2 separate regions of the Homo sapiens genome follow, and region 2 is linked to region 1. Evidence: chromatin loops called from intact Hi-C (ENCODE). Cell type or tissue: PC-9. All regions are shown on one strand.

Evidence for each region. Hi-C counts contacts between places; a loop is a spot of excess contacts. Peaks named below come from ENCODE experiments on the same cell type or tissue, not always from the same donor. Only the 100,000 strongest peaks of a DNase experiment are listed, where the experiment ranks them.
Region 2: it touches region 1 in a loop (5-fold over the local background); 4 of 110 quality-filtered maps call a loop at or near these places.

Annotation. Positions count from the first base shown.
Region 1 is chr3:177,610,762-177,618,761 of GRCh38, reverse strand. All of the region lies in intron 2 of LINC00578 (long intergenic non-protein coding RNA 578), which reads right to left. Among named protein-coding and RNA genes, the nearest start is that of LINC00578, 170 kb to the right of the region's middle. RefSeq lists an enhancer at 7,951-8,000. In PC-9, no CTCF peak of the experiment used is centred here; DNase peaks (open chromatin) are centred at 3,541 and 7,258; H3K4me3 peaks cover 626 bases; H3K27ac peaks cover 3,353 bases.
Region 2 is chr3:178,382,175-178,390,174 of GRCh38, reverse strand. It overlaps LOC105374235 (a long non-coding RNA gene), which reads left to right and starts at 4,882. Exons shown (of 11, transcript NR_188692.1): 1 at 4,882-4,968. In PC-9, CTCF peaks have their summits at 4,435 and 4,641 (motif pointing right); a DNase peak (open chromatin) is centred at 7,544; H3K27ac peaks cover 808 bases.

The DNA.
Region 1 (8,000 bases):
GTGCCAGACACCATGTAAAGAGACAAAGATGTAGATACACAGACTCTGCGCATGTGGGGCATAATATATAGTGGTGGGGAGGAGGAGAAGATATATACAGATAGGTATTAAACCAGGTGGAAGGTGTTGGGAAAAAGTACCTTAGGAAAGGCAAGATGAGATGCTCTGGATGTCCGGAGAAAGGTATGTTAATTAGAATGAAGAGGTCAGGAGAGATTTCAGGAAGGAGGTGGAATGAGAGCTGCATCATGAAAGGAAGGTGGGATGTGGACAAAGTGGAGAAGGTCTTAGAGTACCATGGTGCTTCATCAAGTGCCTTGTTGCCTAAAGTGTTCTGCTTCTTTCCAACCTGTGTCACGTGTAAGTCCATTTATACACTTAAACCAAAACTGAGTACATGAGAACATATATTTCTCACCCACACATTAAAATCAAGTTGAGGCCGGGTGCAGTGGCTCATACCTGTAATCCCAGCACTTTGGGAGGACAAGGTGGGCAGATCACTTGAGGTCAGGAGTTCAAGAGCAGCCTGGCCAACATGGTGAAACCCCATCTCTATTAAAAATACAAAAATTAGCAGGGAGTGGTGGCAGGTGCCTGTAATCCCAACTACTCAGGAGGATGAGGCAGGAGGATCACTTGAACCTAGGAGGCGGAGGTTGCAGTGAGATCGTGCCACTGCACTCCAGCCTGGGCAATAGAGCGACGCTCTGTCACTAAATAAATAAATAAATAAATGAAACGAAGTTGAATATTATCTCACAGTTCTATACAATCACAGTTTGCTTTTTATGCTGCTATTTATTTTTTCCATCTAAGTTGTCTTAGTGCACCATCTCCTTAAATTAACTACCAGAAAACAGGTGAAACCCATGAAACCTAGTGTTTTAGTGGAGCCATCCACTACTCAAGACCAATGTGGGAACCGCAGTCTGAATTATTTGACCTCATCAATAAGCACATTCCCACTTTGCCTATGAAGGGTGCTTATAGTAAAGAATCATCTCTTAGCCACTGTTCCACTGTGTCAATCTATGGAAAAATCAAAACGCACTTACTGAATTCATTTAAGTAAGCATTCACTGGGAAATTCCTACCCCAAAGACACTGTGTCAATTCGGAGGACTCAGGATGGCTCCCTGCAGGCATCTCACAGGCTGGAGGTGGAACTCACACCCACCTGTAATGCAGTGTATGATAATAGAGCTGTACACACAGATCCTTGGAAGCACAATACACAAGTACATCTAATGCCCACATTAAACTTTTAAAATGAAGCTGGTTTTCATTTGCATATGTAAATTCATATTCCTATTATTTGGGCTTCTAGTTGTAAGATAAGCTGAAAATGTTCTTCAGACTTTTTTGGTATTAGCTTTAGAACCTATTTATATATGAAGCACATGCAAAATATTAGTATTATTTTTTAAGCCATTTGCCAATATTGAAAAAATAACTGGTTTCATTTACTAAACTTGAATGTGAATGATATTTCACTTTGTCCAACATTCAAATATACTTTCACATCCAAAGATTTGCCACAATTGAGAATACTGAAAAATGTGCCACATATTTTGAAAGTAATTTTAAAACATATACATTGGAAAAGCATTTAGAAATGTTTGTGACAGTGGAATCATTTCAATGTACTTTCCTACCTCCTTTGTTATCTTTGTCCATTTTGTGTTGGTATAACAGAATACCACAGACTGGGTAATTTATAAAGAAAAGAAATTAGGCCCGGCGCGGAGCCTCACTCCTGTAATCCCAGCACTTTGGAAGGCCAAGGCGGGTGGATCGCCTGAGGTCAGGGGTTTGAGATCAGCCTGGCGAACATGGTGAAACCCTGTCTTTACTAAAAATACAAAAATTAGCTGGGCATGGTTGCGGGCGCCTGTAATCCCAGCTATTTGGGAGGCTGAGGCAGGAGAATTGTTTGAACCCAGGAGGTGGAGGTTGCAGTGAGCTGAGATCGGGCCACTGCACTCCAGCTTGGGCGACAGAGGAAGGATCCATCTCAAAAAAAAAAAGAAAAGAAAAGAAAAGAAATGTATTTCTCATAGAGTGCATGTGACAGAGAGGGAGAAAGAGCAAGACAGTGATGCAGCAGAACTTGCTTTTACGACAAACCCACTCTCGCAATAACTAATCCACTCCTGCAATAACAATATTAAGCCATTCATGAGGATAGAGCCCTCCTGACCTAATTACCTCCTGTGAGGCCCCACCTTCCAAGACTGTTGCATTGAGATTACATTTCCAACACATGAACTTTTGGGGGACACGTTCAAACCGTAGCATTTGTCTAGCAACTTCCTAATGTTCACAACTCAGATCCTGCCTCCTAGATTTCCCTCTGCACTCCCATGCTATTTTTTGAAACCTATAATTCCATCGCTAAAACCAAGTCAAAGACAACCATACCTTTGTTTCCTCATCTGCAGGAGGTGATAACCGATAGTATTCATAGAGGCAAAATAAATTAATGCCATGTAAGAACAGCATGTAAACCATAGTATCATAAAAGTATTCACTATCATTATTCAAGTAATTTTCACATAGTAGGTCACCAATATCGGATCATTGAATAAAACATATACCTTGTTCAATAGATATATCAGAATTTATACATCCAAAGGTTTGTTAGCCTCTTTCATAAAATGAGCTACAATCTCACTTCATAAGTTAAAAATAAACATTCATTGAATCTAAGCTACAGCTTTATGCATTGAAAACATTACCAACTTATTTACATAGCACATTAAAATTTTACAAAGCACATTTACAGGGAGAGAATTAATTTAATTTTCTTCCACACTATGTGATACAGCTCTAGTGCCAATCATAAATGACAAACCCTTAATACATTTGCCCATCTGGGCTCCTCTTTCCAAAGTACCTAAGTATCTAGTGAGGTGCAGTGGCTCATGCCTATAAATCCCAACATTTTGGGAGACCGAGGCAGAAGGATCATTTGAGCCCAGTAGTTCAAGACCAGCCTGGGCAACATAGGGAGACTCCCATCTCTACAAAAAATTAAAAAATTAGCCAGGCATGGTAGCACATGCTTGTGCTTCCAGCTACTCGGGAAGCTGAGGTAGGAGGATTGCTTGAGCCCAAGAGGCCAGGAGGTTGAGGCTGCAATGAGCCATGATCATGCCACTGCACTCAGTTTAGGAAACAGAGAGAGACCTTGTCTAAAAAAAAAAAAAAAACAAAAACAAAAACAAAAAAAACAGTTCTAAGTTGTAGTTGAAATCTGCAGTAACTGTTTAATCAATGAGCTTCTAATGGTCTTTTTATTATGATTATCAAATGTCTATGCAAACATTTCTTCCTCTGAACTTCACCCTCCTGAAAAGGGGCAACTGTGAATGACTATTCCCTTTCTATACCAGTTCCAATAGCACAGTGGAGAGGGGAGGGAAAAATAAACACACACATTTCTAACTTTCCAGCCTACTGACTGGTCTGCCCTTTCCCCTGGCCAACATCCTCAAAAATATGATAATGAAGTGGTTTGTGTGATTGTGAAAGAGTGTGTGCGTTTCCCTGGGCTGGAGCCAAGGGAGAGAAAGAAGGTATCCAAACACAGCTGCAGTTACCTCTCCCCGCTCAGTCATTTCAGGGAAATGGACTCAGCATATCTGGAAGGAGGTCAACTGGGGGACAAAATAAAAGGCTCTCTTGGTTGGTTGGTTCTGCACAGATCCTGAAAGCAGGCTTCAGGCCTATACTATAACAATCCCTCTGACTTTGGCAATAAAATGAAGGAGAAACATCACAGAAAATACCAAAGGAAGAACCAGTCAAATCCCATTATCACAAACTCCCAGAAATTTGTTTAATTATTTTAATATTTTCAATATAGCTGACTGGAGTGAACATTAGTTAACATGAGTAAGTGATAAATTGGATCTAAATTGTCATTTGTATCTATAGAGATGTTGCTATAAAGAAGTATGTCCAAGTTAGATTTTCACCTAGGCAGGTTGGGAAAAAAAAGATGAAAAAATATGTGCATTCTAACTATTTTCTACAAACTATATACATAGTAGATTATTCCATTGTTGACACTTCTGAATCATATGGCCATGGAAATTAAGGGGATCCCTTAATTGAACCCCTCAATTGAAAGAGGAGCAAACTAAAGCACAGAGTACATTGTCCATATAAACAACCACTTAGGGCTGCCATCTTCAATGGGAAGGTCTCTCTCAAGTTATAGACTGAAATCTAAGTCTGGCCCAGCATTCACTGGGCACCTTATTTTCTACCTACATTTTCATAAGATGTATCACAAACTTCAGCAATTATTTGTTGTGTACTATCTGCTATATATTTATGCAAGTTAACATTGAAATAATAAAATGAGAAGCCATTAGACAGGAACCCTGGGTTCCTACCTAAGGAAACTAAAACCTAGCTCAGCCTCATTTCATGCAAGAGGCTAATTTAAAAGAAATGAAACTTAAGCTCAACCAATCACATAGCCAACTGGGCATTGATTATTGTCTTGAACTTCCCACCAAGATAGTCCAAATAGGGCAATTTTCCAAACTTCAACCAATCAAATAATTTCTTTGCTCTGCTTTCTCATTCACCCTGTAAAAGCTTTTCCATCAACCACCTCTGCTGAAGCCCTGAACCACTTCCAGTCTAGAGCTGTCCAATTCATGAATTGCTGTCTGCCCAAATAAACTCTTTAAAGGTTTAATCTGCTAAAGTTTCTCTTTTAACATTAATCTTCTATTTAACATTACTATAAACTCCTTGAAGGCTACCACTATGGCAAAATGATTCTGAATCCTCCTGCTCCTGACACCTCCTGGGAACAGTGCTGAAAATCCAACATTGACTAAACCCCTTTCATTGGCAAATAGGCCCAGAGGGGCCAAGATGAGGGAGACAGACTCAAAAAAGCTCTTGTCCTCCTAAAGTTTAAAATGGAACAGGCAGAGCAACCTAAACAGCTCTAATACAATTTGCCATGGTAAAAGTATAGACAGTTCTGTGTGAATGCAGGTAACAGGGAGACTAATTCACCTGAGAGTATCTGACAAAAGATACTCAAAATATGATCCAAGAGCCAGCTCTCATTATTACTCCATATGAAATAAGTTCAGAAATTGAGAGTATTTATTTAGAAACTCTTACAGCAATTGACAAAGTAGAAATTCTACCTGCTGAATCTCATAATAAAAAATTACAACTTGTGCTTTGTGCTTTGTATGTCTGTGAGCAGATTGGAAATTTTCAAAAAAAAAAAAAAAAAAGGGAAAAGGAAGGAAGAGAGAAAAGGAAATTGGCCCTTCTGCACAAAGAAGTTGAGAAGAGTGGTCTTCAATGAATCAGGCTTGACCTAGTCCTTGCAGATGAGTAAGACTTCCACAGCTAACTATGTGAAAGAAGGGTGGAACGAGGACAGTCAGCAGCATCTATTCAGAAGGGGGGATTCCGGGAACAAATGAAGACAAACACAACTTGTGCAGTTGGAAGATATGAAGTGTGAGTATCCATGGACGTGTGGGAAGAGAACTCAGCATTAGTGAATGACGCAAAGGTTGGGAGATTTTATTCCAACCTGAAGAGTTTGCATCTCATAATGTTGGCAAGCAGAGAGCTATGAAAAGCTTTCAACTGGGAAGTGCTATAATAGAATCTGCACATGGATAAAGGATGTTCAGTAGCTACTTGCTAATTGAACTATTGCACATTTGCTATAGGGACTGTAAACTCAAATGCTTACCTAGGCCAGGCAGGTTCCATGCATAGGAAGGCAAGGTTATCAATCTAGCAAGCACTTGCCTCATCTAATGGGGCATCTACTACTCAGATCTTTCCAGCTGTTTTCATCTGGAGATGCACACCCAGTGTGCCACATCTCCAATTTTTCAAGAGAAGCTGAAAAGCTGGGTTTATATGGTAACTTCTAAATTACACATTAGCACTAACTTTAAAATTTTTTGGCCAAACAAAACAGGTCTGCGTGTTGGGTTTGTGGTCTAGTCCCCAATTTGCATTAGCACTAATTTTAAAAATTGTTAGAAGATACTATGAATTACACATTATCACTATGTTAAAGATTGTTAGAAGACACTATGAAGGCCAAACATGCTGGATTTTTTGTCCAGACCCCCAATTTGCATCTCTGTTTTAGCACAGAATAAAGAGAGGGAGGCACGGTGGCTCATGCCTGTAATCCCAGCACTTTGGGAGGCCAAGGTGGATGGATCACCTGAGGACAGGAGTTTGAGATCAGCCTGGCCAACATGGCAAAATCCCGTCTCTACTAAAAATACTAAAATTAGCCTAATGTGGTGGCACGCACCTGTAATCCCAGCTACTCAGGAGGCCGAGGCAACGAGAATCGCTTGAACTCAGGAGGCAGAGGTTGCAGTGAGCCAACATTGCACCACTGTACTCCAGCTTGAGTGACAGAGTGAGATTCTGTCTCAAAAAAAAAAAAAAAAAAGAGAGAGAGGAGAGAGAGAGGACTGTTACATCTGTCAAAGTGATCAACTGCTCCTCGTGTATTTTTTGGTCCCCAAAGCATACAGAGATTATTTTTAATACTCATGATGTGATGTCTGCACTGCCCTGTGTTGCTCTGTTTTCAAGGATGATTGCTGGCCTTACTGATTACCGCTGGTGTGTACTGATGTGCCCTAGTCTCGTATATACCTAAAATTCCTTCTTACACGGTTCAGCAGCAAAAATTATGTGCAATTAAATCATCCTTTATAGCTTTACAGCCTGTACTTCCATCACGAAGGGGTAGAGCAGTGTGTGATTCTTATTGCCTTCATCCCTTAAAGCCAGAGCACTTGTCATTCCTGGACCAAAACTGGGTGTCTCCATCCAGCCTTCAGTGGAATAGTGCTTCTTTCTGCCAGAGCATTTCACTATTCCCTTTTCTCTGAGGATTCTTGTGCACCTAATGTTGCCTGGGCTTGATTTCAGTCAAGATAAAGGCAGTATCGAGATGCAGCTTGTAGCCCCTTTAGGAAGCTTCCAAATTACGGGGCACTTAGAAAGGAAAAAGTTTTTCTTCCAATAGTTTCAGAAAAGAAAAAAGTCTGCCAGTAAATTTTAAATGTGTTTGTTAGAAAGCGTGGTGGGGGGTGAAGAGGAGAGGGAAATAAAAAGAATCAATAAAAACCCTCTTCCCAGCTGTTCATTCCACAGCCTGCATAAAGAATACACATCTTTTTGATTAAAGTGCAGCTTTCATGCCCTTCTCTGGCAGGCTGCCAAGCTGGCTTAAGGTGAGGTCTGCTATTTTAAGGTGGAATTGTTTGCATTTGACTTGAAAAGACTCATTATTCCATAGCTCACTTTTTCACACTGCCTCAGAGGGGAAGCAGCAATTTAAACCTGAAGAAACAATATGGAGGAAATGACCCTCGGCCCCTCAGGGAGAGTTTAAAAAACAAAAATCCAAATAACCTAATTCCACAGCTTTCACCATTCCCAGTGGCACTTCCTATGGTTCCAAGAAACTTAAATTCGACTTGATAGGGTTAAATGTCCGTAGACACTGACATCATAAATTCCCACAACAGACATTGTAAAAATCACTAAATCTTCAGATTTACTTAGTTTAGGTGGACTTTTTTGTTCATTTATCTTGTAAATGTATCCACTCAGAAATCCATATAACTGCTCAGACTTTGAATTGATTCCAGCAAAGGATAAACATTGTGGATTGCTAGCTGAGGTTTTTTTTTTTAAGCCTGGTTGGTTTTATATTTTTTTCACAAAATATCTTGGTCTTTTAGCCTGGGAAGTCATTGAGTCTGTGTCTGAAAAACAAATCACTGCACACATGCACAAATATGGCCAAGCTGTGCCATTAACCCTAAAATATGGCTGCCTGTCTCCGCTCCTCTGCTGTTCTAGAACACTTAGCTGGGCTCACTTCCTCTTAGCCAAGATGTGCTCCCTGCATTAGAATTGCCTGAGTTAATTATTGGATTTCTTAACCAACCCATTGTATA
Region 2 (8,000 bases), 770 kb before region 1:
TATGTATAGTAAACTACCTTTGGTGTTAAAAATGAATAAAATTGCTTGACTATGCAAAGGATTTCATTGGAAGGATACATAACAAACAGTGGTTTTGAGTTAGAGGATAGCAGTGGTGGAAGATTTACATGTAACCAAATATTCTTTGGCATTTTTGAATTTTGTAATGTTCATGTTAAATATGACAAATTAAACATTTTCAAAGATAAAATAAAAACCCTGAATGAAGATATAAAACTACCTCGATGTTTACAGATTGAAAGTCGTGAGGATAAAGCACTTGCTCCAAATCATACACGGCTAGTAAATGGTCAGCCAGGACCCCCTCAACTACCCAGGATTTCTTCTTCCAGGCTTCATTGAAGGAGGGAAGAAAACAAAGGATTCACAAGCAAATTTAGCCCAGGAAGCACATTCTTTACTGCTTGTTAGTGTTTGGCTTAAGTCACCTTGAGCATAAGATTTTTAGTCTGAATATCATTCAGTTTCTGAATGTAGCTTGTAACTTTCAAAAATAGTTGAGGATAGGAAACTAGTTTGGGGAGATAAGTTGTGAAAAGTCCAGTGTAAAGAAGGTAAATAGCTGAGAAACTAGAGAGACTCAATAAAACCTATATAATATTTGGTAAAAATAAAAAAGTATATATGTAATGACCAGAGCTATTGTTATGAGATAATGTTTATGTACTAGTTAATGCTGACACATAAGAATGTCACATTCCTGCACAAACAGGTGACCACATTCCAGCTGGGCACCATGTAGGTAGAGTGACAACAAAGGACTTTAAAACGTTTTCTGTATTAATTGCAGAGGAGAGAATGGAGTCCACTGTGCAGAACACTGAGAAGCCAAGTGTCTCACTCAGAGTAGAGACATAGGGCTAATAATTTACCAATAACATCTGGAAGGAAAGCAATGCTTTTCATGGCAATAGACTTCATTACTTTGAAATATATTTGTTGGTTTTTGAAGTTAGATAGAACTGAGTTATACCTCAGCCCAAAACTTACTAGCTGTGTGCAAAGGGACTTGTTCTTTGATAATGTAGAGGCAAAGCAACATTGATTAGCCTTAATTTTTTTCATCTGTCAAATATATATTGTAATACCACGAACATTCATTTATTAATTCAACGAGCTACACAGTAGACAGTGTTCCAGGCATGGGTGGTTCCATAGTGTATAAGAAAAAAATGTCCCTGCATTCATGAAACTTATCTTCTACTAGGGGATAACTAAGTGAAATAAACACAATGCTGTGTTTACTAGAACACTTAGTACGGTAAACCCTGAATGAATGATATTACTTATATTATAGTCATAAGAGTATATATATATATATATATATATATGCTAACATTATTTATTATTTTCATTATTTCAATGAGTAGCTAAACAAAGTTCTAGTCTGAGTTTTAAAGGTCTTGGCACAAACTCTAACGGAGCAATAGCAACATAGCACCCACCAAAGGGGAACCAGACAAAAGCGGAACTCAGTCCTTTAACTCCATTGGCAAAGGAGTTCCCTCAGTCCTTAGCAAAGAGGTATTCAGTCTCAGAAGCAACCTAACAGTCTTTCTTAGTTGTGTCCTATATGTTGTAAGCCACATCTGATTCTCATTATAGTGCAGGTTTCAGTTCTTTACAGTAAAACCTTCTACCATTTTTACAAAATATTGAGTCCCAGTCCCTTTTAATATGGTTCTGTATGGATACCTAGATCAGGAGAACACAAGTCTGTGTACTGAGTGGAAAATGAAAGGACCATTCTTTGTTAATGAGGGTACATATTTCCCCTGTAGTTAGAAAATTTCAATTTGATGGGCTTAAGAAAATGTGCCTCTTTCAAAAGAAATTATGACCTTCCTCTGACCTTTATTATTCATTTAACATTTATTGAGCAAGTCTTTCATATCGCTCAGAAAAGAATAAGGAAATGGTGAGGCAGTAGATGGAGTCTATTCTGAATCTCAAAAGCCTTTTGATTTCATCCCTCAAGGGTTTGTGAGGAGACATTGATAGTCCAGCGGTGAAGTACAAAGCACAGGACTTTATCACAGAAGATTAAATCACTGAAAACTATGCTGGGAATCTACTGAGTTCTCTTTTTGAATGAGAAAAATGGTATTTTTAAGGGCAAAGTAGAGAAGGGTAAATTTGCTTGTATTAATTATACAATTAGGACATCAATATTAAATAGTCCAAGTGCACTTAAGATAATAGTGGCGTTCACAGAAATGAAGTGACGAGATTTCAGAAGTTTGGATTACCAGGCCACAAAAGCAATAGCAACCCCCTTTCTTTTCTTTTTTAGCAAAAAGCTTTTGACCATTCATTTCCATTTAAGAGACTCAAACATATGGCATTACCCATTGCTCGGCAGGCATTTTCTTAATTGGAAAACACGTGTGCCTTTCTTTCGGATTCGTCAGGATACTCTGGAGAAAATGTTTTACCATCCGTGGATGTTCACTTCTCTTTCTCTTCATCTGCATCAGAAATTCTGTGTTAACAAACCCAGTTTCATTTGTGAAAGAGCAATTATGATTCTTAGCTTGGTTAAATATTTGTGCCAAAGGTGAGAAAGGGAAAACTTCCTAGAATTCAAAAAGAATGCTTTTCAAGTTTTCACCATATCCATTTCAAAGGAAAATTGTATGAAAAAGGTAATTGAGAGACTCTCATATTTATAAATGGTTCCTTGGAAATAAACAGGTCTTTTCAAAGAGGCGGAAATGGCCTTCCACTCCCTCTCTTGCCATCTAGAAATGGATTCAAAAGGAGATTCTTTATCGCAGCCAAGTGTTTAGGGGTTTAAGGGAGAGACACTACTCAGAAAGGTTTCTGGCTGTCCAACAGCCCTTTTCTTTAGTCTCCCAGCAGACTCTGGGGGAGGATGTGAGTAGGATGATCCAGCTGGGACATCTTGGATGGCAGTAACCTAGTATGTACTTGAACACTTCTCCCTAACCTCATTACCATTGCACTCCAGGAGGATTGCATACTAGGGAGCAGATGCTGTAACTCTTCTCTTCTAATGTGACCACAGGAAAGTTTGCTTTGAAGGGACTTTTTGAAGTACAAAGTATGAAGGTGAAAGATTAAAGGTCTTATAACACAAAGAAGATCTATCACATCTCCTGCCACCCCAGAACTGACAATATTTGCTCAAGTTCAGTGTTTTTGTGATCGATGTGTGGGTCATTTTTATTTCCAGTGGCTGTCAGCCTAAGACTACAGGACTTGCCAGTCCTAGTAATGCAAATTTGCATTGTATCTCCATTTTAAGGGGCCCAAAACACATTGCCGTATTTCTCTGCCTGTTTTCTTATCCTCTCATTAGATAATGCATGTCTATTTGTTGCAACACAATTCTAGGCAATGGTGGATAGAAAGTAATTACAGTAGTCTGAAGAGATTGCTTAAAGAGACTGGCCATAGTGAAACCAGTGTCTAAGGTTTCCATCTGCCTGTCTAGCCATCTCTGAAGGCTTTGGGCAGTGTGACAGAACATAGAATTTGGGGCCAGCCTACCTAGGTTTGAGTCTTAACTCTACCTGCTAGGGACTGTGTGGCTTTAAGCCAATATTTTTATGTCTCTGTGTTTCTGTTTCTTTTTCTGTGGAAACGGTGAAGAATAATAGCTACTTCTTAGAAGAGTTGGGAGGGTTAAATGAGCTCATACATGAACAGCACTTAAAACAGTACCTGACACGTAGTAAGTGGTATGACAGAGTTTGCTATCGGCCGGGCATAGTGGCTCACGCCTGTAATCTCAGCACTTTGGGAGGCCGAGGCAGGCGGGGATCACAAGGTCAAGAGATGGAGACCATCCTGGCAAACATGGGGAAACCCCGTCTCTACTAAAAATACAAAAATTAAACGGGCATGGTGGGGTCGCCTGTAGTCTCAGCTACTCCGGAGGCTGAGGCAGGAGAATCACTTGAACAAGGGAGGCGGAGCTTGCAGTGAGCCGAGATCGCGCCACTGCACTCCAGCCTGGGCAGCAGCGCGAGACTCCATCTCAAAAATAAATAAATAAATAAATAAATAAATAAATAAATAAATAAATAAATAAATAAATAAATAAAAGAGTTTCCAAGAGTTTCCTATCACTATTACTAGTTCAGGTTTTGTTTGTTTTTTACAGCCTGACCTTCAAATGTTTTATGCACTCCTTGAGGTTGTGTGCAAAATTTAGTGTGGCTGCTCAAATATAAAATTTCCTGGCCGAGTATTCATACTGTTTATCGAAGTCATCTATGAATTTTAAAAGTTTGGGAACTACTGTGCCAGGCTCTGCAGGTCTCCTAACACGAATAGATAGCTTCTATCATTAGTAAAACTCAGTGAACCATTATGAGTTTTGATTCCTACAAACACGAATTAGATCTTCAAGTAAAATAGTCCTTAAGAATTTATTTATAACATACATGAAAGCTATAGGTGAGATATGTTCATTTTGTTTTCTACAGCTTTCTTTGAATCATTTTTTAAAAATACACAATTATCAACAGCAGCTACCTAGTGAGATCAATGGGCCAAATTAATCAAAGAGAGCGTACCACACTGAGCATCACAAAGATTTGAGAATTTCCCCCAGCTTTTGAGCTGGCCTGCATTAATGCAGTGACCCACTAGATGTCAATGTTTCCATGAGAATGAATAAAGACATTCTGTTGTTATCCTTGAAACAGGATTAATTGATTGCTATAAAAAGTTAGATGAAATAAAATGTTCTCCTTGCTCTTCAAACTAAGATAAGCTAATAACTTTGGACACAATTTCACTCCTCTGCATTCACCAAATGTCCAATTACATATCCTCCCTGCCTGGACCTTCAGAACAATATAAAACTGAATGAAGGCTATGAAAGAAGTCACAGGAGGATTTTTGCAGAGCTTCCATCCAGTTCAGAAACAAAGCAATTCAATACATGTCTTCAAGATTTCTAAAGGCAATGACTTAGTAAGTAATGTTCTTCCCATATCATCCTCTATGTCCTTTTATTCTGCTTTATTTGATACATTTTTAAAAATGTCTGTGTGAAAACAATGTTTTAGCTATCTTTGTTCAAGTAGGCTTGCTTAATTGGGACAAAGAAGATCCTATTTGAATCATAAGTCAGCCAGGAATACTTTCGTGTTTTCAGATGTTCTGTTTTCACCATTTATCTGAGCACACATTTTAGATTATGTGCCTCAGCCGTCAGATACAGACAATCAGGAGAGCCACAAAGAGCCATCTAAAGAGGGAAGAAAACACAATAGATGGGATATGGGAAAAAATATATAACTAGAACATCTAAATGAGTGAGGAGGATGCTGAAAGCATTAATGCAGGGAAAATACCAGCACACGGGCTCCTTTATCTCCCTGCTCTTGTGGTTTCATTTAGTACATGTCCCTTTTCCTCCTGAGAGCAGAGAGCAAAGCAAATGAGACTTTATAGGATTCCATTGCATGTGCACTGAAACTTCTCCAACGTCAAATATTGCTTTCCTGGGGATATAAAGTCTACTGTGTGTAGTAAAGAACCAAACCTAGGATGTTCATCAAATATATGCTTGAGGTAAAACACAGAGATTGATTAGGGTGGAAATGTTTTTCTAATAAAACAGTAGGAAAAATGTGTTCCAAGAATTCAGTCATCTCTGGTTATTTTCAGCGCTGAAAGCAGATGGCCTCAGAGGCTGAGCTGGACACTGGTTCAGAAATGTAACACAAGGTTAACACTAACATATGCTGTCGTTCATGGGCTACCAGAGTTCCAAGAAATATACGAATTTATCCCAGTAAGACCCTTCTCTGAAATATTTTCTCCGTGCATTTTCTAAAAGTTAATGTAAGCAAGGCTTAAATGGGCTCAGGAAAAGGGGACATTTTATTTCCTTTGGACCCACTGGGAAACTTCCACAGTATCCAGTCTCTTTTCTCTGTCTTTTACAGTTTTCTCTGACATGTTGAAAGTAGAAGTGGTTATTTGTCAATGACAGTTTATTATTTTTATTCAGACAATATTTCAGTTTAATAGTCTAAGCATTTAAAATGTAATTCTTCATTTTAAAAGCAATATAGACAAATTATTAATCTAAATCTAGGATGCTAGACTTAAAAATATCCATCTAATTAATGTTATGGTGAGGTTTAGGGGTAGCAGTTTCTAGTAAGACTAACCATTTCCAAATATTTTCCCTTGCAGCCTGTCACTGATATCTGAAATGAACCAATAAGAGACTCATAAAAGAAATAGCTTTGCCATTAACAGAGAAGTCCATTTATCAAATTACTATCATTAATGTCTTAGTATGAACTCATTTATTTTCCTCTTTCTATGGAAAAGATGACCAAAACAGGGAAGTACATAGGGTTCTTCTTAGAGAAGGTGGTTTTGGTAGATTGCTCAGGATAGCGAAAGTCCTAAGAAACGCTGGATTTCTGGGGCTGTGAGAGAAATAGAAGCATCCAAAAATTAAGATGTATATCTAAAGATTTAGTAATAAAATACCAGGAGAATGTTTTTCTATACTTTTTCCAATTTTGCATTGGGAAGACCCTAAGAACAGGGTATTAGTTCCTGTAAACAATATAGCCAGTCCAGAGAAGTGCCATTTTTTTTCTAGTGCGAAATATAGAATAATAAGGAAGGAGTTATGGATTGAGTTATTGCTATGATAGTACATTGAGTTTAGGAAATTGCCTGACCTCCCGACTACTATGCTAGGGGCACTAGGGAAGATCAGCTGCCTCTCTCCCTCTTTCTCTCAATTGTGCATCCCACGCATAGGAACAGGATATCGTAATTTTAGAGGCAGATGAATGGTTTTCAAGAATCATTTTACCATTTGCATGCTCTGTTAACCTTGAGAATTTTCCTTAGCATTTCTAAACTTCAATTTTCTTCTTTCTAAAATGGAAAAAAAAAACCCACTATAATCTGTCCAAACAAATCATAGAGTGGTTTTAAGTTGACAACAACTATGTGCAAATGGGCTTTGTGAACTGTGAGGGGCTTTGCACAATCTCCTGAGTATATTATTTATATAAATAGTGTAATTATATTATTTCATGTTCTTTTAGGTCATGAAATCTGATGTAATTACAAGCAAAAAATACATCTGGTATTTACTAGGTTAGAAAGCATGAAAATGTGTGTAACAAGATTAGAAAAAGGTTACTTCTCCAAGAAAGGAAAAAACAAAAGAAAGAAATGCTGTGGGATTGTATTGGACTCCTGACAATGGCACCAACTTCACAATGTGATATTAATAGATTTTGAAGGATGGGGTGAGAGTGCCGAAGATATGACAGTATCCTTCTGGTGTTTTCTTTGGAGATGAAAGAGATAAGGCAATTTTTTAAATGTATATCCTAGATGCTTATTTAGCTCATGACCCTTTCAAAACATTTGCAATCACACATTTTGATGATTTTTCTGATGTGACTAAATCTTATGAGTTATTTTTATTAAGATCTTGCAAGGTTGCCAGACAACTAATTGTGGTGGAAAACAGCCAAGGAGCAGGGTCAAAGTGGTGCACAATGTGGACTGTTTCTCCAGCCTATTAGTTATCTGCATTCCTAATCATTCCAGAAACCTCTTTTAAATCTGAACAAATATTTGTCTGCATACTCTTCTCTTTTTTTTCAATTTTTGTGTCTGTGTCATGTGTGCATTTATAACTTACTTATCTCACTAGATTGCCATCTCCTCCCAGGCATAGTCTGTGTCTTGTCTTATCTTGAAGAGTACTGGTAGGATCTAATATAAGTTTAGGCACACAGGTCTTCCTCTAACATGGATCCTTTTGGTTGCAGGAAAAGGAGTTTGGGTTGTAGATAGGACTAACCTCCTCACTAGATGTACACATTTTACAATTATCTTTACAAAATTTGCTCCTTATCTTCTCATGATGACCTCAAAGAAGAAAAGAAACTTAGCTTATTCCTTCACATGGATTCGTGCATCAAACACTATTGAGTGCATATTGCATGCCAGGT